Regions from separate parts of the Homo sapiens genome. Here region 1 is linked to region 2. A link is a contact called in ENCODE Hi-C data. All regions are on one chromosome and are shown on one strand. Each heading gives the region's core, a stretch centred on a gene start or an enhancer-like site at or near the end of the contact. The rest is flanking DNA. Distances are from core to core; before and after follow the strand shown.

Region 1 (4,970 bases), core at 1,366-3,865, 40 kb before region 2:
GTATCATGTGTGGATAGAAAGGATCTTTAGTGAGCAATAGAAAGTGTATCCAAAAATGCACCGTAATACATAGGCAGAGGTTTGGTTTGTGCATTGGTGCAATGGAGGAGGATGGCACATTAGGAAGCAGAAAGTGCTTTGTGATCAGAAAAGCCTGAGTCTGAATTCTGCCTTGCTAAGGTACTAACTGAAACCTTGGCTTTGGAACCCAATTCCCCTGTGCCTCAGTTTCTTCATCTTTAAAGTGGAGCTCATCACAGCTTGCAGAACGTAGTGAGAAGTAAATGAAATTAAGAGTTTGCTGGATGAAGGGCAGGGATGCTTTGTTTTATGACTATATCCTAAAGCACATTCTTGCCATTGTGTTTTACAATAAAAATGCATCTGGTTCATAACAGAAAACTAGTGAAGAGAAGACTTCTCATTTATCTGAAACTGTTATCCTCCTGTGTTTGTTTCTTGGTTCATGGTCTGTAGTGCATATTTTCTTTTGAGATCTTGAGGTTTTCCTAGCTTCATTTTTATAAACAGAACTTCTTTTATGCACACCAAATTCAACAGAGTAATTCCCTCTGCACCTAACTTCAGATGGTAGGCATAGCAAGGAGTGATTTATAGTTTCCGTTTCATTATAGTCAAAGGCAGAGAACCCTAACAGCAGAAAAGTGTCTAGCTTTATCAATTTTCTGTTTTCTCTTTCTTTCATCTAAAATGTACAATTATCCTGGTTCGGCTGCCAAGGAAAGTATGGGGAGAGCAGGCACGTGAGTGCACACCTCTTTCAGCTTCAGCCCGTGCCTGCAGCAGCCCCTTAAGGCTTGATCTTCAGCTGCAGATAATGATAATCTGATGGAAAATAGGAGAGCTCAGGCATCTTACTGTTTCTCACCATAAAGCACAAGCCAATACTTATTTCTATTTAAACAAAATGTCCACGCTGACAAAGGCCTTGATGGATAGATGTACTTAATGCTAACCTTGACTCTGGAAGAGAGAAAGAAAAATAAAATAAAATAAAGAGATCTTGGAGTTTGCTGATCTTCTTTTCTCCTGATGCAAAAGAAGGGAGCTTTGAGGGCCTGTGAATGTTGCTTTGCATTGGGAATGAAAAAAATGAATATTTGATGTGGGTAAATACAAGCCTTTTAGTGATTTTTCTGTTGCTCAAATTTAAGGCATGAATAATGCTCAAGAATTGTATTATTTTCTTAGACAGGCTAGTATTTATGTAGGTGGAAGTACACCACCCGAGGAAAAAAATGTTCTGGGTCACACCAATTATAAATGCCAGTATCTCCACCTGAGAGCATAATACAAAAGCTTTATGGCTAGTGAAGAACAAGGCTAAAAATGGACGTTTTTCTGAGGATGAGAGCTGGGAAAAGAAAAGGTATAATGTGTTATAATGATAACCTAGTTCTGCATTGTCACTCATGCTTTATATTCAGAGCTCAGGGCTGAGGAGCCGATGCTCTTCCCCTTGGGAAAAACAATGATAATTACATGATGAGGATCTCCATTTTAACAACATCTTTCATTTTAAGATCTTGGTGTACTTCAGAAGCATTAATCAGGCTTCTAAAGCACTATTTAACACACGCATTTTACATGGAAACTAATCAAGAAATACCCAATACGATTTGTTAGAGGCCAAACTGAAAATTGAATTTAGGACTTCTCAATGCCTCTTGTTATTTTTACTTAAAATAACTTCTTCTTTATGATTATGAAACATTCTAAACAAAACCTTTTAATTCAATCTAGTTTTAATCAATCCTAGACCCATTCTGAACAGCCTAATGTGGAATTTATAAGTGTTAAACATAAGAAGGAAATTAGTAATACTTAAGCTAGAAGACAGTCACAAAAGGAAGAATCGTGGGTCAGAATTAAGGGCTAGGCTGAGTGGGAGCGGTAGGGATTGGAGGAGTTGTCCAATCCTTTGTGACCTTTGACTCTGTAATGGGAACAGGCTGGATTCCTGAGCCAGATGCCATGAAGTCGACGTCTCTGTGTCTACCCACTTGTCTCTCTGGACAATCTAGGGATCACATTTCTGGACATTTTTCCAGGAAATATGGCAACGTGTCCACTTGGGAAAAGATCTCTAGCCTTCTACCCATATTCAAGATCTGCAAAAGCGTCTGGAGCCTCAAAGACAAAGAGAAGTAAAACCTGACCTTTTGTAGGTCAAGGGAAAAAGAATGTATGCCAGAAGCAAGGCACTTGAGACAAAAATATGTTGGGTTTATTGTGTCTATTGTACAATTCTCCTCCAAGTTAGACATTGGTAAAGTCAGTGCACCAGAAAAAGCATATTTACCTCATAGTTTCTTTCCTGTGTACAGTCACATACATTTCGTAGACTCTCCCTTGGGGAATGGCCCCAGCGGGAATCAGCAAGCTGACTCCTGAATAGCAAAAGAGAAAAGCAGTCATTTAAGACTTTTGCAGCACGTAAAAGGGAATGAGGAGATTTTGTGACCGCGCAGCCATAAGCCTGCTTCATTTTCTCTAAAGACATGTAAATATTCCGAGTTGCTCCATTTTCCTTCCTCATTGGCCTCCTTACCACGGCTCCCTCTGAACTCTTATGCAATTACTTAAAGGAATGATGTAACTTTTTAAACTCTTGTTTTATTTGAGGAACAGACAGATGGTTCCACTGTTGTTTTCCTTGCAAGACAAGGGGAAAACCAACAACTGCTCAAAATTTCAAACAGCTGTAATGATGCATCATTTCCATTTTTTTTTAAAATCCCCACAAGATTCAAAGTCAGGGAAATGCCAACTTCAACATAAAAAAAAAAACAACATGTATTTTTTAAATATCCGGTTAGCATCAATGTAATTCCACAATGGTATAAGAATTGGTGAAGACCTTTTATTATACATAACTCTAGAAAGTGAACACTAACTCCTAGTTTAGTCACAGCAGGTCAAAGCGTTTCTAGTTAGTTGCTAATCGGTGCCCTTTGGCAGAACTATTAGATTGGGCTGTGTTCTAAGCTAACTGTGTCTGCTGTGGCAGTGGCTTGCAAATTTGAGCTCAGGTCAGAACCACCTGGAAAGCTTGTTAAACCACAGATTACTGGTCCCTACCCCGAGTTTCTGATTCAGAGATATGGGGTGTGGGGTAGATTTTTTAGTTCAACCAGTTGCCAGGTGATGCCCATGGTGATGGTCTGGGGCCCACACCACTGCTCATCATCACAAAGAGTGATTCAGTGTGGACAGCACTCCAAAGATGTTTGGCTCCATCATTTGATTCCCCTAAAATCCAGCTTCCTTCAGCTCCATACAAATTTATGAAGCATCCTTGTGAGTACAGTGTTTGACACTGTTGTGAATTTCAAAAAGGAAAAGATAGTCTTCCTGTCTTTGAGTAATTCATAATTTAATTAGCGAGGAAATGGAATATGCCAAATGAGCGTGGGGCAATATGAAAACTTGCCTGACCACACTGGAAAGTCTCAAGAAAAAAGAATGGAGAGTTAAGAGGTAGTAGGCCTTCATGTAACTGGTTGAAGATGTTGAGCCACAGACCTCTTGAGAAGGAGAGTAATGTGAGAGCCCTGGTGTTGTAGGAAGTGGACTGTCAATGTACAGAATGATTTGTGGAGGACACAGCAGGAAGATCACACATGAGGCTACCAAGCCTCAGTGCTTTTATTTTTTTCATTGAAAACATAAAACATACCTTAATCTTTGTTATAGGGATGAAACAGCATTATGAATATAAAGTAATAGGTAACTATTGTTTGTCCATTAAATAAAATATCATATGTTGATCACCATTGCCTAATACATAGGAAGAATTTAAAACATGCTAGCTCACTCCCTTCCACTTAAGAGGCCTTTATAATAATGCACATATGAAAAAGTGGTAGGTAGAAATGGGAAGAAAAGGCAGAATCCAATACATTTCAGAGGGAAAAGAACTATTTTGAGAACAATTGTAATGTTTAAACAATGGAAGAACCTTAAAGTATGTTTTGATTCATTCAATAATGGACTGTTATAAAGATATTTAAAATCATGATTTTAAAGAGCATGCAATAGCATGAGGATTAATGAGAAAAGGGTGGAAAACATTATATAATACATGATCTCAGCTATGTAAACTGTGAAGAAAAAAATATTTTATTAAATGTTTTGATTTTGTTAAAATATACTTTTAAAGGTTTAGGGTAAAAGTTGCCAAGGCATTGAAATGAAAGAGTGAATGACAGGAAGAATCAAATAAAATTTCATATTCAGGCCTGAAGACTCTTTGGTCTGTATATTCCTTGAGTATACACATATTATGTTTTTTCAATGTGACAACACTTTAGGTATTTACATTTTAGGTATTACTGTATTTACAAAATACTCACAGCCTTGCCCAAAAGAATTAGATAGATTTAGAGAGGAAGCCATTAACCCTTTTATGACCCATGGTTCCAAGCTCATTACTAATATTGATTAATGAATATCGATTTTTAATCCAACAGTATCAGGCATTAACCTTCATTCACCATGAAAGACCTTTATGAGGCTTATTGTCTAGATGCAGAGAAACTACATAATAAACTGAAACCAAGTAATAGTACAAAAGCACACCTGATGAATCTGGTGATTCTGGATACAAATATCAGAGGTAGGAGTGAGTACAGTGTACACTATCAATACTGTGAGGTGAAAGACTGTGTGATCAAGTTAGGTTAATAAATGAAGATTTGATGTCTATTATGATACCTCTGATGATCAAAAAATTTGTTTTCTGTATTATTGCTTCATGTAGTAAATTGGAACTTAATCAAATGATATATTTAATAATTAATTCGTCCTTTTAAAGTATAATGACAACATTAGGACTTGTGGCTTGATGTTGCCTTCTGAAGTTCTAGTAAAAAGGAGGTCAATGATGGTTCTAAATTACACCTCAGCAGAAAGTTGTGAGTATAGAATTTCTAGAGGAAGTGTTTTCA
Region 2 (5,298 bases), core at 2,794-5,293:
AGAAACTATTTGTAATGATGTAAATGCTGAAAAAGCTAAACATTCTTGATATTTGCACTCAGGGTAGTGAGAAAAAGAATAGAATCTATTTACAACAGTGGGTGTTTTAAATATGTATTTTGTTTCCAAATACAGACTCTACATTCAGTCAGAGATATGCCTGAGTATCTCTGAGATATATACTCATATTCACTTGACCTGGATTTTCTCAACGTTTCACCCTATGTGTGGAAATACGATCCTGCTGGAAGTGCACGGGAGAAGGTGGCACAATTTATACTGTTAAAAATCTCTTTGATGATAATTAAAAGTTGAAATTAATAGTTTTTGAGTGGAATCTTTACCTAGGTTATCTATGCCCTTCTAAAGAAAGCCTCCTATCACACAAAGCATGGACAGGCTCCCTTAGTCTCAGTTGTTCTTGCATCCCTTCTACAATTTTTGTGCTCAGTGTGCTTCTCTTTCAAGTACTCATACCTGGCCCTCTTCTCTGAAGAGCAGCCCTCAGGCTCACGGATTGTTTTTGCCAAGGATTTTTTATAACTTCCCCATTAGCCCCATTAGCCATTGACTAATGGGTGCAGAAATATGACTTCTGTCTCATTGGGTCAGAATCTGAGCTGTAACTTTCCAGAAGTCCCTTGCAGGGATGAGGCTGCAGCTACATCCTTGAGACTGGACCTGAATTGACACTATTATAAATGGAGCATACCTAATCCAAAAATCTGGAATCTGAAATGCTCCAAAATCTGAAACTTTTGAGCACCAACGTGACACCACAAGTAGAAAATCCCACACATGACCTCATGACCGGTTGCAGTCAAAATGCAGGTGCGTAACACACAGTTTATTCAGCATCCCCAAGGGAATGACGGTGACACCAAACAACCATAGATTGTCCACATGAGTGACTCACATAGTGATCCCTTTGCTTTCTGATGGTTCAGTGTGCACAAACTTTGTTTCAGGCACAAAATTGTTTAACATATTATATAAAGTTACCTTCAGGCTATGTGCATAACATGCATATGAAACAAATGAATTTCATGTTTGAACTTGGGTCCCATTCCCAACATATCTCATTATGTATATGCCAGTACTCCAAAACCTGAAGTCCAAAACAATTCTGGTCTCACACATTCTGTATAAGGAACATTCAACCTGTACTAGGCTTCTTTCCTCTCCTGCTTGCTCACCCACTTACAGGGTTCTCCTGGAAGCACTTTCTTAAAAAACTACTCACATTCATACCTTTGGTTCATGGTTTGCCTCTGGAGAACCCATAGCTATTCAAAACTACGGTTCCTCCTATGTAAATGATGTCAGTTTAACAGTGATGTTATCCTAATCATAAACAACATAAAGAAGTCCCAAGGGATATTAGAAACCACTTGTTTGTATGAAGAGTTTATTACATGGAAGAAAGTGTTCAATCTGCATGGTTGACAAAAGATTTGAAGAGACATGATTGCTGGGTATATGATCTTCACTCGATTATACATAATTACACATTTGCCTTGGGTGTCTCTTGCCTGTGTTGGAGCAGTGGTTCTGACCTGAACCTCAGGACCCCTGAGAAGCCCCAGCAGTGTTTGACGACCCCTGTGGGGGACACTGCTCTCCTCCCTTAACTCCCACTTGAATCACAGAAACTCTGCTTTTATCTGTTTTCCATACTGGATTTGCTTTCACGCCTTTGTTTCAAGAAGCAAAGGGTCCTACAGCTAGAAAATAGCTGCGGGAATGAAGAGGGGGGCCCAGGACTCCTCCAGCTTCTGACAAGACCCCACAGTCCCCAACACCCCAGTGCTGCCAGCCATATCACAGCACTCTGCTTTGAGACAATCATCTCCATGAAAGGCTCAGTGAGGACTGCAGGCCGCCCCTCACCTCCTGTGCTGTAATACCAGGGGCTACACATCACCAACTCCAGAAGTCCTGACACTCTTCCATACCGCCTGGAAGACAGCATGAAAATCTTCTAACATTTTGGTCTCTTTTTAGATTGTTTCCTTTACGTTTTTCTCATACTAAAGTCTAGGTCTTTCTGATGCCATTGTTTCTTCTGAAGTCCTCTGAAGGGGTGGATGTTGATTTCCCAAATCCAATGTGCCACTGGGTCTGGGGATGGGTAAGTGCTGTGCTTGCTCAGCATTGTGTCTTTCAGACTGTTCTCTCTAAACATCTTTGCCTTGAATCTCATGTCACCAGATTATATCACCCAATTTTGACTCTTTTTTTGTTTGTAGTTATTTACAGACCTCTGGGCTTATAGTCACTTTATCTAAAGCATAATTTCTGAAGAGTTTAATAACCACAAAGGTGACGCTTCCAACGTCTTGGCCCTTCAGTTCCATGACCCTCCATCCTGCAATGACCTTATCCTCTAAGGTCACACATTCTAGGCCAAAGGTTTTCAACTCCGCTTCACAATAGAATAATGTGGAAAACATTTGTAATATATTAATTCTAAATTCAACCCAGAGAAGCTAAATCCAACCCACAAAAACTCCAATTCACTGGTCTAGCATCAGTGTGTTTTAAGCTCCCCAAGGGTTGTAATTTACTGTTAGGGTTGAGAAATACCAGTCTAGATCATTGCCCTTAAAAATGCAATCCCTGGATCAATAGCATCAGTGTCACTGGGAGCTTGATAGACATATAGAATCTAAGGCTCTGCCCACCTATTACCAAATCAAAATATGCATCCTAGTAAGAACTTCAGGGGGTTATATCCACACTAAAGTTTGAGAAGCATGATTTAGCTCTTGTCCTTATCATCAATTACAACTCCTCCATAAACTTAGTTCCAATTATCCTTTCCTTTACCCTTTTCTGTCTTTCCTATTCACTCTAAGATACTGAATTCAATAATCCTTCACCAGCACCTACAATCTATTGAATTTACCAATTTGTTTCTCAGACTTTCAAGTATAAATTCCAATGTCTAGCTTTATATATGATTCTTGCATTATACTGTCAATGCTCTCATCCCTTTGTCACTTCAAGATATTCACTTGGCCACTATTTGCCTACAACACCACTGTGTGTTGTTTTTTGTTTTTTTTTTTTAAGACAAAGTCTCACCGTGTGCAGTGGTACAATCTCAGCTCACTGCAGCCAGCCTCCACCTCCTGAGTTCAAGCGATTCCTGTGCCTTAGCCTCATGAGTAGCTGGGATTACAGGTGCCCACCACCATGCCAGGCTAATTTTTGTATTTTTAGTAGAAATAGGGTTTCACCATGTTGGCCAGGCTAGTTTCGAACTCCTGACCTCAAGTGATCTGCCTGCCTTGGCCTCTCAAAGTGCTGGGATTACAGGTGTGAGCCACCATGCCCGGCACCCCGCTCTGTGTTCTTGAGGTGGAACATGGGTGTAAATAGCCATGGAGAGTGGGCTCATCTTAAAATTCATAACAGATCACAAGTGGGCCTTTATTTCTGCCAAGAAAGCACATTATGTTTTCATTGTTCACTTTCTCCTTCTCCTAGATAACTATTTCACACTCCTCTCCACTACCTCCCCTTCTAGCCTCACTTTCAGCTGATGACCAAGATTTCTATGTCACTGAGAAAACTGACAATCACAAGACATCTTCCAGGGCTCTCCCACTATCTGTGTCCTCACCCCCATCTGCACCCTGTCTCTTATCACTGGGGGAGCTCTCTGTGTTCCTATCTGTCACCTCGGATTTGTACTCCGTATCTTAGTCTCGCTCTTCTATTCAAGGGCAAGTCCCAGCAATTCTCTTCTTTCTCTCCTAAATTATTCAATTTCCCTTGATACTGAATCATTTCCACCAGCCTGCAGATGTGCTGTTAGCTTTCAAAACTTAGAACAAAAACCCTTCTCACCCGTTTCTGCCTCTACTCACCCCCCGCCCACCACCTATATTTCTCTGCTTGCCCTGCCTTACAAAACTCCTTGGAATAGTTGTTTACATTTGCTGTCTTCAATTCCCCACTGAGCCCGCTCTAATCTGTGTTCACTTCCACTGCTTCACCATAGCTGCTCCTTTCTCTTTGCTAAATGTGCTGCTGAGGTCTTAGTGCTCATCTTACTTGACTCACAGCAGCACGTGATCCGGTTACTCCCTTCCTCCTCCTGACTTGCTTTCTCTGGACAGCACACTTTCCTGGGTTTTGTCCTACATTGCTTCATGCCTCACAGCTTCCTTAGGCTAACATTTGTGTCCCTGTGGCTCGGTCCTTGGAATTCTGCTGCTTTCTATTTTCTATCCATATTCACTTCCTTGGTGAGCTCATCCAGTCTCACACAGATGACTCCTAAATTTATCTCCAGCCCAGACCCCACCGCTGATCTCCAGACTCGTATATCCAACTGTCTTCATGCAACTCCACTTGGTTGTCTGATAATGACCTCCTGAACCGCCTTTCCAAACCTGCTCCTCTCACAGTCTTATGCACCTCACTTAATGCCAACTGTAGCCTTCCAATTACTTAGACAAAAGCCTGACTTAGTGTTGACCACTTTTTTCCTCTTTCTTAGCCCATTCAATGTTAGAGCAGCACACATTAGGAATTGGACCACTTCTCATTCCCTCACTCCCACCTCTTCCTGGTCCAAGTCACTATCGTTTCCTTCCTGAATTATTGCAAACACTGTTTGTCTTATCTTCTGCTTTTCCTCTGAAAACTCAACTGTCTATTTTCAAGACTGTAGTTAGAGTGATCCATAAACTGTAAGTCAGAGCATACTATATGTATGAGTCAGAGTTGTCTAGAGGGACAGAACTAAATAAATATATATATATATATATATATGAGTTTATTAAGTATTAACTCACATGATTACAAAGTCCCACGATAGGCCTTCTGCAAGCTAAGGAGCAAGGAGAGCCAATCCAAGTCCCAAAACTAAAGAGTTTGGAGTCTGATGTTTGAGGTCAGGAAGGGTCCAGCATGGGACGCTTGCTAAATGTGCTGCTGAGGGAGAAAGATGTAGGCTGGGAGGCTAGGCCAGTCTAGACTTTTTATGTTTCTGTGCCTGCTTTATCCTGGCTGTGCTGGCAGCTGATTAGATAGATGGTGCTCACCCAGATTAAGAGTGAGTCTGCCTTTCCCAGCCCACTGACTCAAATGTTAATTTCCTTTGGCAACACCCTCACAGACACACCCAGGATCAATACTTTGTATCTTTCAATCCAATCAAGTTGACACTCACTATCAACCATCACACTATACCTCATCTCAAACCCTCCTAATGGCTCCTTCTCTTACTCAGTGTCAGCGCTGAAGTCCTTACAACCAGCCTGGACAACATAGTGAGACCACACC

The links. A loop is a pair of places that touch in the nucleus more often than their neighbours do.
Region 1: a loop to region 2 is called in a map of K562, with 1.8 times the contacts of the local background. The contact joins two enhancer-like sites. A Hi-C loop is called at or near these places in 2 of 168 maps with a recorded cell type or tissue (K562 and prostate gland).

The regions. Positions count from the first base shown.
Region 1 is chr4:95,213,801-95,218,770 of GRCh38, forward strand. It overlaps UNC5C (unc-5 netrin receptor C), which reads right to left. Exons shown (of 16, transcript NM_003728.4): 10 at 2,324-2,411. Among named protein-coding and RNA genes, the nearest start is that of UNC5C, 330 kb to the right of the region's middle. Within about 2 kb of position 2,616, at least 2 of the 41 ENCODE cell types and tissues checked have a DNase peak (open chromatin) inside an H3K27ac peak, as active enhancers do.
Region 2 is chr4:95,251,937-95,257,234 of GRCh38, forward strand. The region is part of intron 4 of UNC5C (unc-5 netrin receptor C); the gene reads right to left. Among named protein-coding and RNA genes, the nearest start is that of UNC5C, 290 kb to the right of the region's middle. RefSeq lists a silencer at 3,482-3,776. Within about 2 kb of position 4,044, at least 3 of the 41 ENCODE cell types and tissues checked have a DNase peak (open chromatin) inside an H3K27ac peak, as active enhancers do.